Regions from separate parts of the Mus musculus genome. Here region 1 is linked to region 2. A link is a loop called in an ENCODE intact Hi-C map of the cell type or tissue named here. Cell type or tissue: gastrocnemius. All regions are shown on one strand.

What was found. Peaks named below come from ENCODE experiments on the same cell type or tissue, not always from the same donor. Only the 100,000 strongest peaks of a DNase experiment are listed, where the experiment ranks them.
Region 1: a loop joins it to region 2, with 10 times the contacts of the local background. A loop is called at or near these places in 16 of 42 quality-filtered maps.

What each region holds. Positions count from the first base shown.
Region 1 is chr11:69,609,913-69,617,912 of GRCm38, forward strand. Shbg (sex hormone binding globulin) reads right to left here and starts at 7,993. Exons shown (of 8, transcript NM_011367.2): 1 at 7,837-7,993; 2 at 7,582-7,673; 3 at 7,230-7,419; 4 at 6,780-6,941; 5 at 6,425-6,584; 6 at 6,120-6,256; 7 at 5,608-5,815; 8 at 4,904-5,204. The coding sequence starts at 7,950. The coding sequence ends at 5,056. In gastrocnemius, CTCF peaks have their summits at 4,235 (motif pointing left) and 6,951 (motif pointing left); DNase peaks (open chromatin) are centred at 1,190 and 4,229; H3K4me3 peaks cover 842 bases; H3K27ac peaks cover 1,315 bases.
Region 2 is chr11:69,542,044-69,550,043 of GRCm38, forward strand. Dnah2 (dynein, axonemal, heavy chain 2) reads right to left here and starts at 7,065. Exons shown (of 86, transcript NM_001081330.1): 1 at 6,949-7,065; 2 at 2,334-2,513. The coding sequence starts at 2,499. In gastrocnemius, CTCF peaks have their summits at 4,821 (motif pointing right) and 5,267; DNase peaks (open chromatin) are centred at 4,580, 4,833 and 5,180; H3K4me3 peaks cover 1,463 bases; H3K27ac peaks cover 1,238 bases.

The sequences.
Region 1 (8,000 bases), 68 kb after region 2:
GACAGAGTAATGTAGATGTCTGTGAGTTCAATACCAGCCTGGTTTATCTAGTGAGTTCTGGGACAGCCAAAGTTATAGAATTAAACTCAGTCTAAAAAAAATGGTAGAGACTGACAGTTACAATCATTTGTTCAATTTCACACAATGTAATATAGTTCATTCCTTTGATATACCTTGATGAAATTAATATCTAGGTTTCCTGTAGATATCACTGGGTTGTGGGGAAGATATCACTTCCTTACTTCCTTCCTTTATTTATTTACTTTGGTTTGTTGAGACAGGGTTTCTCTGTCCTGGCTGTCCTGGAACTCACTCTGTAGACCAGGCTGGCCTCGAACTCAGAAATCCGCCTGCCTCTGCCTCCCAATTGCTGGGATTAAAGGTGTGTGCCACCAGGACCAGAACTTGTTTTTCCTTTTAGCTATCCCAGTTAGGGGCTGGGATAGCATCTCGATGTCAGAGCACTTCTCTCAGCATACCCATGATCCTAGATAAAAGTGGGGCACGGAGGTGATCTATCTAGTGAGCTCAGGCCAGCCAGAACTATATAGTAAAACCCCTAGGGTGGTGGGGGGGAGAAGCAGAAACATAAAGAAAGCATACTGACGCCTAGAAATGTAATTCAGTTGGTAGAGTGTTTGCCTAGGAAGCACTGTGTCCTGGAGATGCTTACATTTGCCATGGTGGCACTAGTAGTTCCGGTGCTCAAAGGGTGGAGGCAGTAGCATCAGGCATTCACAGGTCATCTTCAGCTGCACAAAGTAGGAAGCCAGCTTGGGCAACATAAAACACTGTTTCAAAAGAAAAAAAAAAAGTTGTGTTGTTTGTTTGTTTTAAATAGCATTTTACATACATATCTCTCTCAAACACTCAGGGACTACAGGGACATTATCAGGTCATCTTCATCCTTAGAATCTCTGTGGATGACCTAACACAGTGCTTGGCATCCTGTCTGCAGCTAATAAATGTTAGCTGAAAGAGAGAGAGAGAAGAGAGAGGAGGGGGACAGAGGGCAGGGAGGGGGTGGAGGGAGGGGGAGAGAGGCAGTGGCTAGCGTGGTAGGGTGGAATCAGTAGGGTAGGCCAGGCCTTGATGGCTTCAGGATGTGCTGCCAAATCTGGAAAGTTTTCTTTTGGAGGGGGGTGGGTGCTGGAGAAGACAAGGGACGCTGAGCAGGCTCAGTCGATGCCCTTGGTGGGGGCTTGGCAAAGTCTGTGTCAAAGCAAAGTCAGTCTTAATGAAAGAGTGTAGACAGCCTTGGACTGCGGTCAGGAATCCTGGAATCTAGGGCAGGCAGCAGAAGAGAGGTGGAGGGCACAGTGTCCTGGAGAGCACAGGGTAGGGGCAGAGGAGGAGAAGGAGCCCCTGGAACAGCCTGAGCACACAAAGTCACCCGGAACTCAGCCCTCCTTGATGGATGCTCACCTTTGTTCAGACTCTTCAACCCATCCCCTGCGGTCGAACACCTGAGACATCCACTGGGTGACCTCTCATTACTTAGGTCTCCACTCCAGTGACATTACTTCATGGACGTTTCTGCCTTCCTCCCTCTACTCCAGTCTTGGCTCTTACTCCCTTTATAGTTACTTTTTTTTTTTTTTTTCTTTTTTGGTTTTTCGAGGAAGGGTTTCTCTGTATAGCCCTGGCTATCCTGGAACTCTGTAGACCAGGCTGGCCTTGAACTCAGAAATCTGCCTGCCCCTGCCTCCGGAATGCTGGGATTAAAGGTGTGTGCCACCATGCCCGGCTATAGTCACCTTTTGAAATGGTGCATTTTAGGGGAGTTGTTTTATTAGTTTTTGTTTGTTTTTGTTTTGAGACAGTTTTCACTATGTAGCTCTGGCTGGCTTAGTTAGACCAGACTGGCCTTGAACTCAAGGGATCCCCCTGCCTCTGCCTCCCAAGTAGTGGGATTAAAGGCATGCATACCACATCCAACCTTATTTAAAAAAAAAAATGTATACAGATATTTTTGCCTGCAGGGCTATGCACCAAGTATGTGCAGTACCCATAGAGGCTAAAAGGAGGTGTTGGGTCCCTTGGAACTGGAGTCATAGACCACTGTGAGCCACCACGTGGGTGCTGAGAAATGAATCTCAATCCTCTGGGAAAAACAGCAAATGCTCTTAACCTCTGAGCCACCTCTTCAGTCCCCTTGTTTTTTGAGATAGGGTCTCATGTACTCCAGATTAGACTTCCATTTATGTAGCTAAGGATGACCTTTGAAATCCTTGCTCCCAAGTGCTGGGATTACAGACTGAGCTACCAACCTAAGTATTATTTTGGTTTGTTTTGAGTTTTTAGGCAGGGTCTCTAAAGTCTAGGCTATCCTTTTGCCTTAGCCTCCCAAAGACTGAGATTTCAGGCATGAGCCACCCACTATTGGCTGGCATTATTTATTTCCTATATGGGTTAACTGTTCTCTTCCCACCATACTGTGAGAGCCACACCTGCCAAGGACTGTGAATGTGTCCATTTGACCAGAGTGGCCCCAGTGTCCAGAAACCAGAACAGTGGTAGGTACACAGTATCTATCAGTTGAATGAGCATGCCCCAGGTGGCCAAAGTTGACCTTAAACACAAACCAGAGATCAGAATGAATTTGGACTCCCTAGATTTCCTGAAGACTCTTCTGCCAACACTGCTGGCTGGGTGGAGGAGAGCCTACAGGAACAAAGTTGGGGAAAACAAGGCTGGGGGTGTGTGCTCTGTGCCTTTCACTACAGGGGCTTTGCTAGGGCCTCCTCAGTCTGGAGTCATCAAGGTGGTCCTGGCTGATCTCTGTGGAAGAGAATAGTGGGTCCAGGGAGTGAGATCCCATGGCTTTGGGTTACTGGGTGGCTGAAGCTGAGGATGTAGCTTGGTGGTTGGTTGAGTGCTTGTCTGCTATGCATGAAACCCTGGGTTTCTCTCTAGTACCCCACAAAACTAATTTGTTTACCCACACCTGTAATTACAGCACTCAAGAGCTAGAGGCAGAAGGAGCAGGGATGGGTGGGAGGCAATTCGAGGTCTTCCTTGACTACATATCAGTTTGAAGCCAGCCTGGAATACTTGAAATCCTTTCTCAAAAAGAGATGGGGGAGATGGAGGCGGAGGGGAGGTATGACTTAGATCCCAGCACCCAGGAAACAGAGGCAGGTGGATCTCTGTGAATCTGAGGCCAGCCTGTTTTACACAGTGAGTTTCAGGACAGCCAGAAGGTGAGGGATGGGAGGTAGGATGGATGACACAACAAAAATAAGTAAATAAATTTAAAATAAACCTTCTATTCTTATCACTTAGAGAGAGAGAGAGAGAGAGAGAGAGAGAGAGAGAGAGTAAAGAAATTGGAGGCTGGAGCCTTGGGACTCTCACTGGGTCTGGAAGGGCACAGCGGTCCACTCACTCCTGTGGCAGAGTCAGGCGAATTTTTGTGACTTCATGTGAGGTCAGCATGGTCTACATAGCAAGTTCAAGTTCCAGACCAGCAAGGGCTGCATAGTGAGACTCAGAGGCAGGACGGAGGGCTGGAGCCCGAGGACTCCTTGGCAGCTAGGACACAGTGAATCCGAAAAGAGCTGAAAGTTGGAGCCTGAGCCTTGGGCATTGAGGTTCCCTTGGAGAGTGAGGGCCACCATATTCGGTTTTGATTTTTAACAGACTGCTGCAGATATCCGGGTAGTGGGAGAGTGGGGGGGGGGGGCGGCATAGCATGTACACATTCTGGTTCCATCCCCAGCACCACAAAAACCAAACAAACAGACCCTGCAGGTCGATGTCAGTACAGGAAGGCCTCCTTCTAGAGGATAGCCATGAACTTCTGGAAGTCCTTCTCCACCTACACGCACCACGCCCACTTTACGCCTTGTTGCACGGTCCTACCATGGGTTTCCCGCTGGTAGACAAGCACTCTACCGCGGGAACAACTGCCCCAATCCCTCCCGAAACACTTTGATGGCAGAATTTTTTTCTGAATCTGCCTTTTCTTTCCAGTTGGAACCAGTACAAACTTTGTTTGTTTGTTTAGTGGAAAAATACAAACGCCTCTGGGACAGCAACAAAGACGAAGCTAGGAGAGTTGCTATTTTGACCCCCTCCGTCCCTCTTTTTGTCTCCTGTTTTGGCCATGCTGGAGACTGAACCCAGGGCCTCCCACAGGCAAGGAAAGCTTTTCACTCCGAGGTCTTTTTTATTCCTTCCCAATCTTTCCCAGAACTCCTGCCCTATCTCTGTGTGACACTCTTCCGCCCCCTGCTGCCCCTTCTCTGCACAGCAGTGGCCATGCCAAAGACCGGAATGACCGAGAAACAACTTTCTTTCTTTTTTTTTTTTTTTTTTTTTTTTTGGTTTTTCGAGACAGGGTTTCTCTGTAGCCCTGGCTGTCCTGGTACTCACTCTGTAGATCAGGCTGGCCTCGAACTCAGAAATCCGCCTGCCTCTGCCTCCCGAGTGCTGGTATTAAAGGCGTGCGCCACCATGCCCGGCGAGAAACAAATTTCTATACGACTTGAGAGATGGGAAGCTGGAGTCTCAGAGTGTGGGTGTTGAAGAAGAGGGTAGGTAGGCGCTCAGCTTCCAGAAAGTAGTGGTGTGTGTGTGTGTGTGTGTGTGTCCGTTGTTCCTGCTTCTCTGCTTCTGGGGCTCAGCCTAAGACGCCACATCCTCAGGAAAATCTCTTGCCTTCCTGGCTATGTCGTAGCCGTGTCGACTCTGTGCACTTTCGCACACATACATCTTCCAGTTATCCTTCTATCTGTTGCCCTTTGAAGCAAACCCGCCTTTCCTGTGGCTCCATGAGCATCCAAAGGAAGAACGGCTGTTTTGCTCTTCAATACATCTCACCGCTTGCCTCACTGTCTGGTCCACTACCAGAGCACAGCAAATATTTGTTGAATAAATGAAATCAGTTGCATCCAAAGTTCTTTTTTTATTTTTAAAGACAGGGTTTCATGTAGCCTGGGCTGGTCTCAAACATGTTATGTAGCCAAGGATAATCTTGAAGTCCCGATTCTCCCAACTTCACCTCTCCTGGCTTTAAAGATGTGTACCACCTTGTCTGCTTCTCAGAAGGGGCTAGTGGGAGGTGCGGGTATCGTTGCTAGGTCTCTGGGGGCAGCTGTGAGTCCAGATGTCCTGGCTTCTGCTCAGGGCCTGGTCTATGTCCAGTCTCTGTCCTTGTACCCAAAAGTCACTCAGGCAGAAGGAAGCAGAAGAACTCTCTCCTAGAGGAGGAAGATGGTGCAGACCGTCAGGATGGCTCAGACCCCGTAGCTCCCACCCCACAGTCTGAATTTCCGCAATAATTTCCTCACCCTTTTAAAGATTTCTTTTTTTAGACTGAGTTTTGCTATGTAGCCCAGGCTAGCCTTGCACATGCACTCTTCCTGCCTGAGCCTCCCCAGTGTTTGTTGATTGTGTGTGTGTGTGTGCACGCGCACACACACACACAAGCCTGCCCCCTTTCTATTCCACTTTTATTTTCTAGTTATAAAACCACAGGCCTCAGGCACTCAGTGCTTGAGCAACACCCCACAAGTCACCCCTCTCTTTCCTCCCAGTGATCTCGTTCCCCTCAGAATACCTTCTCTCTTCTTCAGCTAACATACTTCTAAGGCCTTCTCTTACCTGGTAAAGCCCCAAGGGAGAGATGGCCCTGAGGGTGGGACCAGAGTCTCCAGAGGGAGGCAGGTCTCAAAAGAGACATAGAAAGGACTTCCATCTTTGGTCCTTGGCTCAAGACCACTTTGACTCTATCCAGCGTCAGCTGAAGAGGGAGTCCCACGTCCAAGGGTAAAACTACCTTAGGTTCTGCCTCGGAAGACAGAACCACGCTCTGCAATGGGTGGGACAGAGATGGGCATTAAGACAGGAAAGAACGAGCCGCCTTGCAGTCCCACTAGCTACTGTGATTTTGCCTCTGATCTATATTCCCATGCAGTTTCCTGGTTTGACCTTCTGTGAAAAATCTCCAGACCGAAATAAACATGCATTCTAGGTAAAAGCTGTTTGCATTCTGTGGACAATGACAAGATATGTCCCAGGATTTCCCCTTAAGCCTTTCTACTCCTCAAAGCCCCCCTTGCCTCATTTTCCCATAATCCACTAAATACAGCCAGCATCCGACCCTGTCCCTTTACTTGGTTTTGGAGGTGAATGTTAAGCCAAGAAGAATTTGTTCCTGTTCCAAGAGCAAGGAGTTGTCCTGAGCCATCCACCAGCTTAAATCCTAGCTCCAGAGAAAAGGTCCAGGGGTCTGCATGAGGCTGGGGAATGTCTAGAGAGAGAGAGAGAGGGAGAGAGAGAGAGAGGGAGAGAGAGAGAGAGAGAGAGAATCCTTCTTAGGCCTTAAGACGGGTTTTATGGAGAGATGAGCACAGTGTTAAAGAGAGACAGCAGAAGGCAGAGCTGGCCATAGAGGAGAAAGAGACTTTTAAAAGTCCACCTTGGAGACTGAATTCTGCGTGGGTCCCTGGAGGGAAGAACAGTCCAGGTTGCAGGTCCACATCACAGTTTCCCAGGCTAGTGCGGGGAGAGGCTGAGAGCTGGGCCTGGTGGCCCAGCCAGATATCTCGCCGAATACAGCCGTCCAGGGCAGGCACGAGCTGAAGGGGGTGGGAGTGGAAGGAAAGGAAATTATTGGGAGGTGGAATTAGGGCATCTGAGCCCCAAAAACTATAGCAAATTTCCTCTGAAATATAAGTGTTTAGCTCTTCCCCATGTAGCTTTTGCTGGATGGACCTCCCTCTCCCTAAAACCTGAACTGAGATTTCCACAGCTTAGCCCTGGGATATAGTTACCGGAAACCGAAGTTTGGAAGTAGGGAGGAGGAGCCCCCCTAGTGCAATCCTCATGCTGCGCTGGGAGTGGTCAGCCAGGGATGCAGAGATTTGTCTCAGGCATAGCATCTCCTTCCCATCCACCCACAGCAGCAGTGAATCCCCGTTCATCTTCAGCTCCACCTACAGGAGGTGGTCAGAAGCAGAGTGAGAGGGTCCTGACCCTGTCTCCGGGCAGCCGAGTACAGCTGAAAGAAGATGCTCTGGAACATGGGTGCTTGGCTCACTCAGACTGTGTCACTGACATACTGACTCAGCCTTGGGATTCCCATCTGATGAAACTAGGACAAGAATAGCCACTTCCCAGGGATTGTGTGTCGCCGAGACAGACGACCAGGCTGAAGGGACACTCCTGCTCTCCCCCAGATGACATCAAGGTGACCCCTCCCCACGAAGGCAGAGTTCTCTTACCGGGTGCCATCTCCCATCGTCCAGCCGAGGACCAAAGCCTACTGTGAGCCGAGCCCAGGCATTGTGTAGCTGGATTTCAAGCTGGCCAGCTCGCAGTCCCAGCAGGAACCAGTCATCTTCAGTGTTGGTGTCCCCATAAAAAATCACTCCCTCTGGATCCCAGGTTCGAAACTCAAAGGAGGAATGGGGTCTGGAAAGACACAGAAAGGAAGACTGGATATGGGGTGTGGGGGGCTTCCAGTGTTGGGGGAAGAGGAATTCAGGGAGAAAACGGATAGGTGAAGGGAGAGAGCAGGTGGGGTGGGAACAGGAGGTCAGAGGACTGGATTAAGAGGCCCAGTGGCTCCCATACTTGCTGATTTTGGTGAGGTCAATGGTCATAACCATGACAGGCTCTTGTCCTGGGCCATTGCTGAGGTACTTAGCAGGAGGGTCCTGGGCACTCTGTCAGGAAAAAAAAAAAAAAAAAGCTGACCAAAGACATTTCAGAGACAGAAAGGTACAGTTCCAGGGTCAGAGGAGGAGAGAAAGGGGAAGGGGAAAGGCAGGGCTAAGATGAAGCTCATTTAAGCACACAGAAGCTGAGAATTCTATCTCCTTCTTGCACCTGGATAGGGTCAATGTGTCTCAGGGCCCGTCCCTGGTGGGTGGGAGGCGGCATCAGTAGTAGCAACAGCAGAAGCAGTCGCCAATGCAAGGCCACAGAGTCTCTCTTCTCCATAGTTAGCAGCTATCCACCCAGTGGCTCAGACTATCTGAAAACCAGTGGGG
Region 2 (8,000 bases):
TAAATAAATAAATACATAAATAAATAACAAATCTTGGGGCAGGAGCAAGTGGGACCAAAGCAAGCAGAAGTCCTGAGTTCAATTCCCAGCAACCACACATGGTTCACAACCATCTGTATAGCTACAGTGTATTCATATACATAAAATAAATAAATCTTTAAAAAAAAAAAGCCAGGGGTGGTGACACACCCCTTTAATTCCAGCACTCTGGAGGCAGAAGCAGGTAGATTTCTGTGAGTTCAAGGCCAGCCTGATCTATAGTTCAGAGAAAGTTCAAGGATAGTCAGGACTACATAGAGAAACCCTGTCTGGGGAGAGGACGGGGGGGGGGGGGGGGGGGGGGGACACGGACCGGTTTTCTGTGGTATAGGAAGACTGGTGCATCCATTTTGAAACATTTTCTCTTTGTTTCTCAGAAGGTTCTCCAAACAACACCTTCCCTGCTGTCTGCCCTAGCTCCTGGTACCAGGCTTCTTGGAGCTAGTCAATTTTAAACTGTTTTGAACTGAGCACATGAGACATCAGAGATGATAATATTGCATGTTTCTAAAAGGCTATACATAGATCCTAGACTGAGTTCATGGGCCTTTCCCTAGACCTGCACTTCATCTCCTAACCCTTACGGGCAACATCAGTAAGGAGCCAGGAAAGGCGCAGGTCTACACTCCCACAACTCGGGAGACTGAAAACGAAAGGTCAAAAATTCAAAGCAAGAGCCAGAGTTCAAAGCCCTCCTGGGACATATAAGAAAACTCCATCTCAGTGTGAGTGAGTGAGTGAGTGAGTGTGTGTGTGTGTGTGTGTGTGTGTGTGTGTGTGTGTGTGTGTGTGTGTGGCTAGCACACCTACAGCCCTAAGCCTATTCCCACTATCCCATTACAGTGGATTCTCTCTGGGGACACAGCTCCGTGGGAGAGCGCTCGCCTAACATGCATGAGGCCTTGGGTTGAGCCCTCAACACTAAAGGAAAAAAGAGACACGGGGATGGATGAGCACATAAGGGTACTCATCACCAAGCCCAACCACATGAGTGTGATCCCTGGACCCCATGGGCTAAGAGGAAAGAACCAACTCCCACAAGCTGTCCTCCAACCTCTACATATGCACCATGATATGAGCAGGCTCACCCATCCCTCCACAAGATAATTAAATAATTAGGGGCTGGAGAGATTATTTCATGGTTAAGAGCACTGCTTTCTCTTCCAGAGAACCTAGGTTTGATTTCAGCAGCCAAGTGGGGGCTCACCATCTACACTGGAGCCCCAGGGGAATCTGATGTTCTGGCCTCCACCAGATATATGGCATGGGGTGCTCGGACCAACATTCAGGCAAAACAACTATACATATAATAAAATAGTAGTAGTAATAATAAAATACTTATTAAATAAAATTTTAGAAGTCAACAGGAGAAGATTCTATTTCTCTTCATCCTTACAGGACACTAGCAATACCAACAAGCCCCGCGTTTTAAAAGGTGAGGTCTACACCTGGCTCACAGCCTCAGGCCGTTGGACAGGATCTAAAGGGAAAGCAACCGACAGCAACCAAGACCCCAACCCCTCCAACCACTCTGGCTCCAGGATCAACTCCACAAGAGGCAGCTCTTTGTTCCCTCCATGTAGGCTTCTTTTCCTGTCACCCTGAACCTGAACCTCCACAATCTACCAAGTCTCTGCCAAGCTGAGGAAGAAAACACAGGAGCTTTCAACAGATGGTGGAACGCATCAGCCGGGCTTAGGAATCAAAGGGTGGCGAAGCAGGCTGGGTCTCCATGGTGATGGGCTTAATGGAAGAAAAACACTATTTGTTTTGCCACCCAGGGTGAAAATAGGAAAAAGGAAGAGATCAAACCCTCTACAGTGGGGTGGGAACAACCAGAAACACTTGAAATAAGGAAGAGGCTAGAGAAAGAACTGGCTGGTGAATTCCTGGTACACTGATGGGAGATTTTAAAAAACAGAATAAATAGCGGGCTGACCAGGAAGAAGGCACGTGCACATATCAAGAGGAAAGAAAAGAGAAGGATGGAGGCTCTGTGGAAGCCTTAGATACACTATCACATCTGTCCTGCTTCGTGGTCCTGCGCCCTAGCCCCAAGATACTCCTGAGTTGGGCATGGTGGTGCCCCCTTTAATCCCAGGGCTTGTGAGGCAAAGGGAGGCAGATCCCTGATGAATGCCAGGCCCGCCTGCTGTACCTAGCCAGTTTGAGACCACCCAGAGCTACACAGAGAGACCCTGTCTCAGGAAAAAAAAAAAAAAAAGCTCTCAAAAGCCTCTCTACTTCTGCCCACGGTCCATTTCTAAGTCCCCTCCGTCCCAGCAAGTACTCACCAGAGTCCTCCTTGCCAGACTCGGGCTCTGGCTCCTGACCATCAGGGAGCAGGGAAGCCTCTGTAGCTCCTGGGCCTGCAGTGGACTGAGGAGCTCGGACAACTCGGCCTGCCCGGGCGCCTCCCCGGCCAGCCACTTTTCGCTTCTTCTCGGCTTTGCTAGCCATCTTGAAGGCAAAACCTGCAGGTACACGGGGGCAGGAAGTCCACCTCCAGATCCCACCTCTAACCCAGCCTCCAGGTACACATGTTCCCTCTGGACTCAGAAACTTGAGTGGGACACCTTAGATGATCATCTTTTCTGGGGGTACCCTGCTGTACCCTCGGAGCATACCCAATAGAACCTTGGCTCCCAAGGGTCACAGCTCAGTGGTAAAGTGCTTGCTTGGAATGTGTATACAAGGCCCTGGGTTAGGCTCCAAACACCCAATTTAAGAAGGGAGGGGGACCATGGAGGCCTCTCTTCTTCCCTGGGATAACCCAAACTCTTCACAGAATCAGATTAAAAGTCAAAGCCCCGGGCAGGCTAGAGGGCTCAGAACGTTAAGGTGCTTGCCAACCAGTCTAAGGGCCTGAGTTCAATCCCTGGGGTTCATGTGGTATAGAGTGCACATGCACAAGTGTTCTCTGCCCTGCAAGTACACACCACGGCATGCACACACACACATACACACACACAAACTGCAAGTAGGGGAAATCAAGGTCTCATAAGCCATTAGGAATAAACAAATAACAGACACAGGAACTGAAAAGATAGCTTTCTCCTCGTCAGGACCACAAGAGTTTGGTTCCCCAGCACCAGGTGACTCACAACTGTCTGTAACTCCAGTTCCTAGTGATCTGACTCCCTTCTTTGGGTATCTACACACGTTTGCATACATATATATGTACATATACATTAAATATATATATATATATATACACACACACACATACATACACATACACACATACACACACACATATATATATATCAGAAACCGCACTAAGGGAGGTTATGGAAAACGTCTATGTTCACCCAGGCCTTCAGCTACACTATCCTGCAGTCTCCTGAATAAGAGAAGGCACAGTCCCGGTGATTGCCACCATCGTCGCTGTTACTGTGTCAAGTCACTGAGGCAAACCCAGATGATTTTCCTATGTAGCTCCTCTCCTCCTCACTTAAAAAAAAAAATGTTCTTCCCACCACACTGAGATCTCAGCAGCCTTAAACAAAGACCGTGTGCACAAGTCTCTTTAGTCTTTAATTGCTTAGAGGTGGGGAGCCTGGTTAGTGTGGACTGTGGTTTCTTAGGCCTGTTGGTTGAGTCTATGCTAAGTACACAATTTCAGGATCACCAGATTCCAAATGTCCTTAGGAACAACCAAGAAGGACAAAAGCCACCCAGTAATGAATGTCAAATTATGCAATGGTGAAAAAAAAGAAACTGAGGACATGAGGAAGACCCAGTGGGCAAAAAAAAAAAAAAAAAGCAACTAAGTCAGGAGCACAGAATCTCCTGAACACACTGTAGAATGCTGGGCGCTCCCTCTTCCTCCTCAAGAGCCTGGCAGCCACCTGTGGCTGCCTTGCCTCATCCCCACAGGCTGCCACAGGCATTGATCACCGGGTTATGAATTTCAAACTTGAAGGATTTGTACTTTGCTCCAAGGAAAAACGTTCTGTTAGGCCAACAAATCAATAAAACCAACTACAAGAGCGCGGTTTCCTCCATCAGCCTCAGGGGGAAGCATCTAGCTCCCCTAAGCCTCACACTGGAGCCTCTGGAGACAGAAACCACACTGCAGACACCGGGAGACACTGTTCCAGCCTGGGGCTCACTGGGGTTACTGGAAATACCTCAGGGCCCGCTTGCTCCTCAAACTGGTCACCAGTAGGCAGTCTCCCTCACAACTTCTTGCCCACACAACTGTTCCCCCTTCACTGCACCCCGAATTGCCCTTCTTCTTCCCAGTCACAAATGTTCCTTGCTCCCCTCTCCCCCTACAACCACCCCAGCTCGGCTGCTGCTCCTCCCCTACAGCTGCCCCCTTCTCCCCAGCATTCTTTCCTTCCCTCTGTCCCGACACACACCTCACAAGGTCGACCCTCTCCTCCCTAGACAGACGGTTGGGTCACACCAACCAAGAAGCTGCCCCGCGTGGCCCTCCCAGGCCCGCGCCTGCATGCACGCGTCGCCATGGCAACTCGGGGCCGGGAGAGTAAGTGGCGGGTCTGCGGACACTGCGCAGGCGCACTGCTCCGCGGCCCCACCCCACGAGAGTCTTTCCCGCGTGGATCTGAGACTAAAGGGCAAGGGGGGGCGCGGCTAGGGTTTCGAGAGCTACTAAATCTGGGAGCCGAAGGTGCGGGGGACGGCTCCCGCCTGGATTTGAGGACTATGCTGGAAGAGCTGGGACTGAAAACAATGAGACACGGTCTCGCAGGATGTGGAAAAGACAGGGGGACCCAAACGCCCGACCCCGGCCCCCAGGTGTGTGGGCTCCGGCCTGCACGGGTCCAGCAGGTGGCGCTCGGGGTCCCGCCTGCGAGACTCGTTCACCTTCTAGAAAACTCTCCAGGATTTCCAAACAGCCAGGGCTGCAGCTGGGTCCAGGGGAAAAACCGGGGCTGGAGCACCCCTGCCCTCCCGCTGCTCCCGCTTCTTAGCCCGGATTGGGGTCTAGGATTGCTGGGAGGCACGGGGCGGGGGCGGGGGGGAACGGGTGAAGGCTGGAACTGGAATTTTTTTTTTTTTTTTAATCTGAGGATTGGCTTTGAAAAGCGTTGCTGGTTTGGGGGGCAAACGAGAGGCGGGGACTCCCCTGGGGAAGGTGACCCGGCCTGGGAGGAGCTTTGCTCTCCATAAGAACAAAGGCTGCGTCCCAGAGCAGCTTGGAGATCATTGGAGGGGCAGAACTGAGTGGGTGCTAGGGGGCGCTGCGTGTCCTGGTGGCTGGAAGGTGGAAAAGACAGCTGTACCCGAGGTCGCAAGACGCTTTGGGGAGACGTGGGAAATGCCACGAGGAAGCAGAATCATGGGAATAGGGAGGCGCCCTCCCTGCTTCCATCAATAGTGCCTAATTAAGACAAAGCCAGCAGCGAGCCCACTGATTACATTTCCATGAGGAGCTAAATTGATGACATTTTCTTTGCTGGATATGAAGAGACGCTGGCACCTCAGTTCTACCATTTTCACACCTGACAGGTCTCATTTAGCCAGTCTGGTCCTGCCGGAAGTGGCAGTCCCTGGTACTCCTGGAAGCCAATGCATTTATCTACACCCTGACCCAAGCCACCACTTCCATAATCGACCATTCCTCTCTTACTTACACCAACACCAATACCAACACCTTCCCCGTTCGCCATGTAGCTCAAGCTGGCCTCAAACTCTCAAACTTTGAGTCTTGCCTCTGCCTCTTGGGTGCTGGAATTATGGGGGTGTGCTGCCACATCTAGCTGCCGCCATTATCCTGAAGATGAGTTTCTGAGCTCTGATTTGTGTGGTCTTTGGCCCAGCCCAGACTCCTGTTGCTGAGAGAGCAGGGACTGAAGGAAAGAGGCTGCGCCACACCCTAAAACCAACAGCTGCACAGTACACGGGGCTGGGATGGAACTCATAGGTAATCTTCCAGCCAGATGGTAAAGAGGGGTGATGTGACTGGTCAGAATCCCGAGGGAAAAGTCCCAAAGGACTGAAAATTTGTGGGGAGGCTTGGGATGGGGATCCTCAAGGGCAGGTTCATAAATCCCTCAGGGAAAGGAACTTTGCATAGACCCTTTTTCTCTTCTGACTCCCCTCTCAACGGTGGCTGTGCCTAGGGATCCCAGCCCCCCACATTATGCTAAATAGGTAATCAAACATCTTGCTTTGCTAATTACTGCTCAATCCGATTAAACGCCGCTGAAGCTCATCAGCAGAGGTGGAGGTAAAGGGAGGGGGGGGGCGCAGCCACAGCTGTGATGGGATGCTTGTCCCTAGGGGCTGTAGGGGACAGCTGAGAAACAACCAGAGTAGCAAGTCTAAGCACATCCCAAAGGAAAGGGACTGAGCAGTTGTACCCTGAGATCGGTCCCTTAGCCTGGGCCACCTCAACTATAGGCGTTTCTCTCCTCCCAGAGCCTTATCACCCTCAGAACCCAGGCACCCGGCCATTCCCACAGTCACCCACACACACCCCTGTCCCAGATTTAATAAGGTCTGTTCTCCCACTGTCAATATTTGATTTCTCAGAGCCATCTCCACGGAGAAGAGGGGCCTCGGTCCTTCTTCCCCCCTACCTTGGTCCTTTTGGGCCCAGTCCTAGTCCCTTTGTGCTCCCAACCTTCTCTGAACTTACTGACTTAATGAAATGATATTAAAGTCTTAAGCAACTCCAAGAAGAATGGTTGCTATGGTAAAGGGAGTGGGCAGGACGCCTGGGTCCCTGAGGGGTGTAAGGGCTGAGAGGGAGAGGGAGCCAGAAGCTAAGACCTAGAAGTCACAGCCCCCTACCCCCACCCTCCAACCCCCGTGGGTAATAGCAAACTTTGGATGAGGTGGGTGCCATACCTCTAGATCTTCGTGAGAAGCAGGGAATAAGGTGGGTGCTAGGAGAAGCTGGAAGGACAGATGTTCAAGGGGTCAGGGTCTTACCCGCCACTGGCTGACCTGAGTATCCATTAGGAGAGAGGGATCAGTGTGGGAGACGGGGCCTCTGTGCCAGCAACCGCCCTGCTGACCCTGCCCTGGACCAGTTCCGTGAGAACCAGAGTGGATTCTTCAACAACCCTGACTCATCTCTCTGCCCCCTTTCCCCACCAGCAGCCCCCCCACAGGTGATTTGTAGCTGAGGCCACCCCCCTCCAGTGGCATGAGCCAGGAAAGAGTCATTCCATGACAAGAAGAACTGAGGGCTTCCAAAGAGAACTCGGGCCAATGGGTGGAAACCGAAGCCCCACCCCGGCTCCCCACATCCATCCCCTTCTCACTCCCCTGGGGACCCTGGCCCAGCCCCAGTCCCCTTGGGGTGGTGGGAATGCAGGGACATTTGGCTGTGGCTGATTGATGAGGGAGGAGGAAGCCCGTGCGCACGAAGGCTGCTGTTTGCTGAGCACACAGATTCCTCCCCACTCACCAGCTGCTGCCCCCTGAGGCTGCTCGTGGGCACCCCCACCCCACCAGTCAGTGCCACTGGGGGAGCTGATGCCTAAGTTCCTGATAGAGAACCAGGAAACGGACTGCTTCAATTCCCTCATGAGAATCACAGCTGCCTCGAACCTGGTTGTTTTGAACTCCCTCCGGACACCTGCCCTGCCACATACGTGACTCTTGTACTCAGTAGTGGCCATTCATTCTGTGTCTTTCTTTCTTGCCCTACTTATCACCCCAAGTCCAGGCAAGCCAGTACCCTGCCTCCGAACCACCCCACATCTCTTTCCCCCGCCTGCCTGCAGACCTTGAACATCTTCCTGGGAAGGGGGAGACCCGAGTCTGTGGGTGCCCACTTTCCCGTTAGGAAGAAGCCCCACATTTCATTCTAACTTAAATCTCAGTTTGCAACATCAAACATTATCCACCAGATATTTTTATTGCAGTCTTGTGTGTTGGCTCAGCGAGTTAAGGCACCTGCTGCAAAGCCTGAGAAGCAATGTTCCATCCTGTGGAGCCACGCGGTAGAACAGACCCTGGCAACTTGGCCCCTGCCC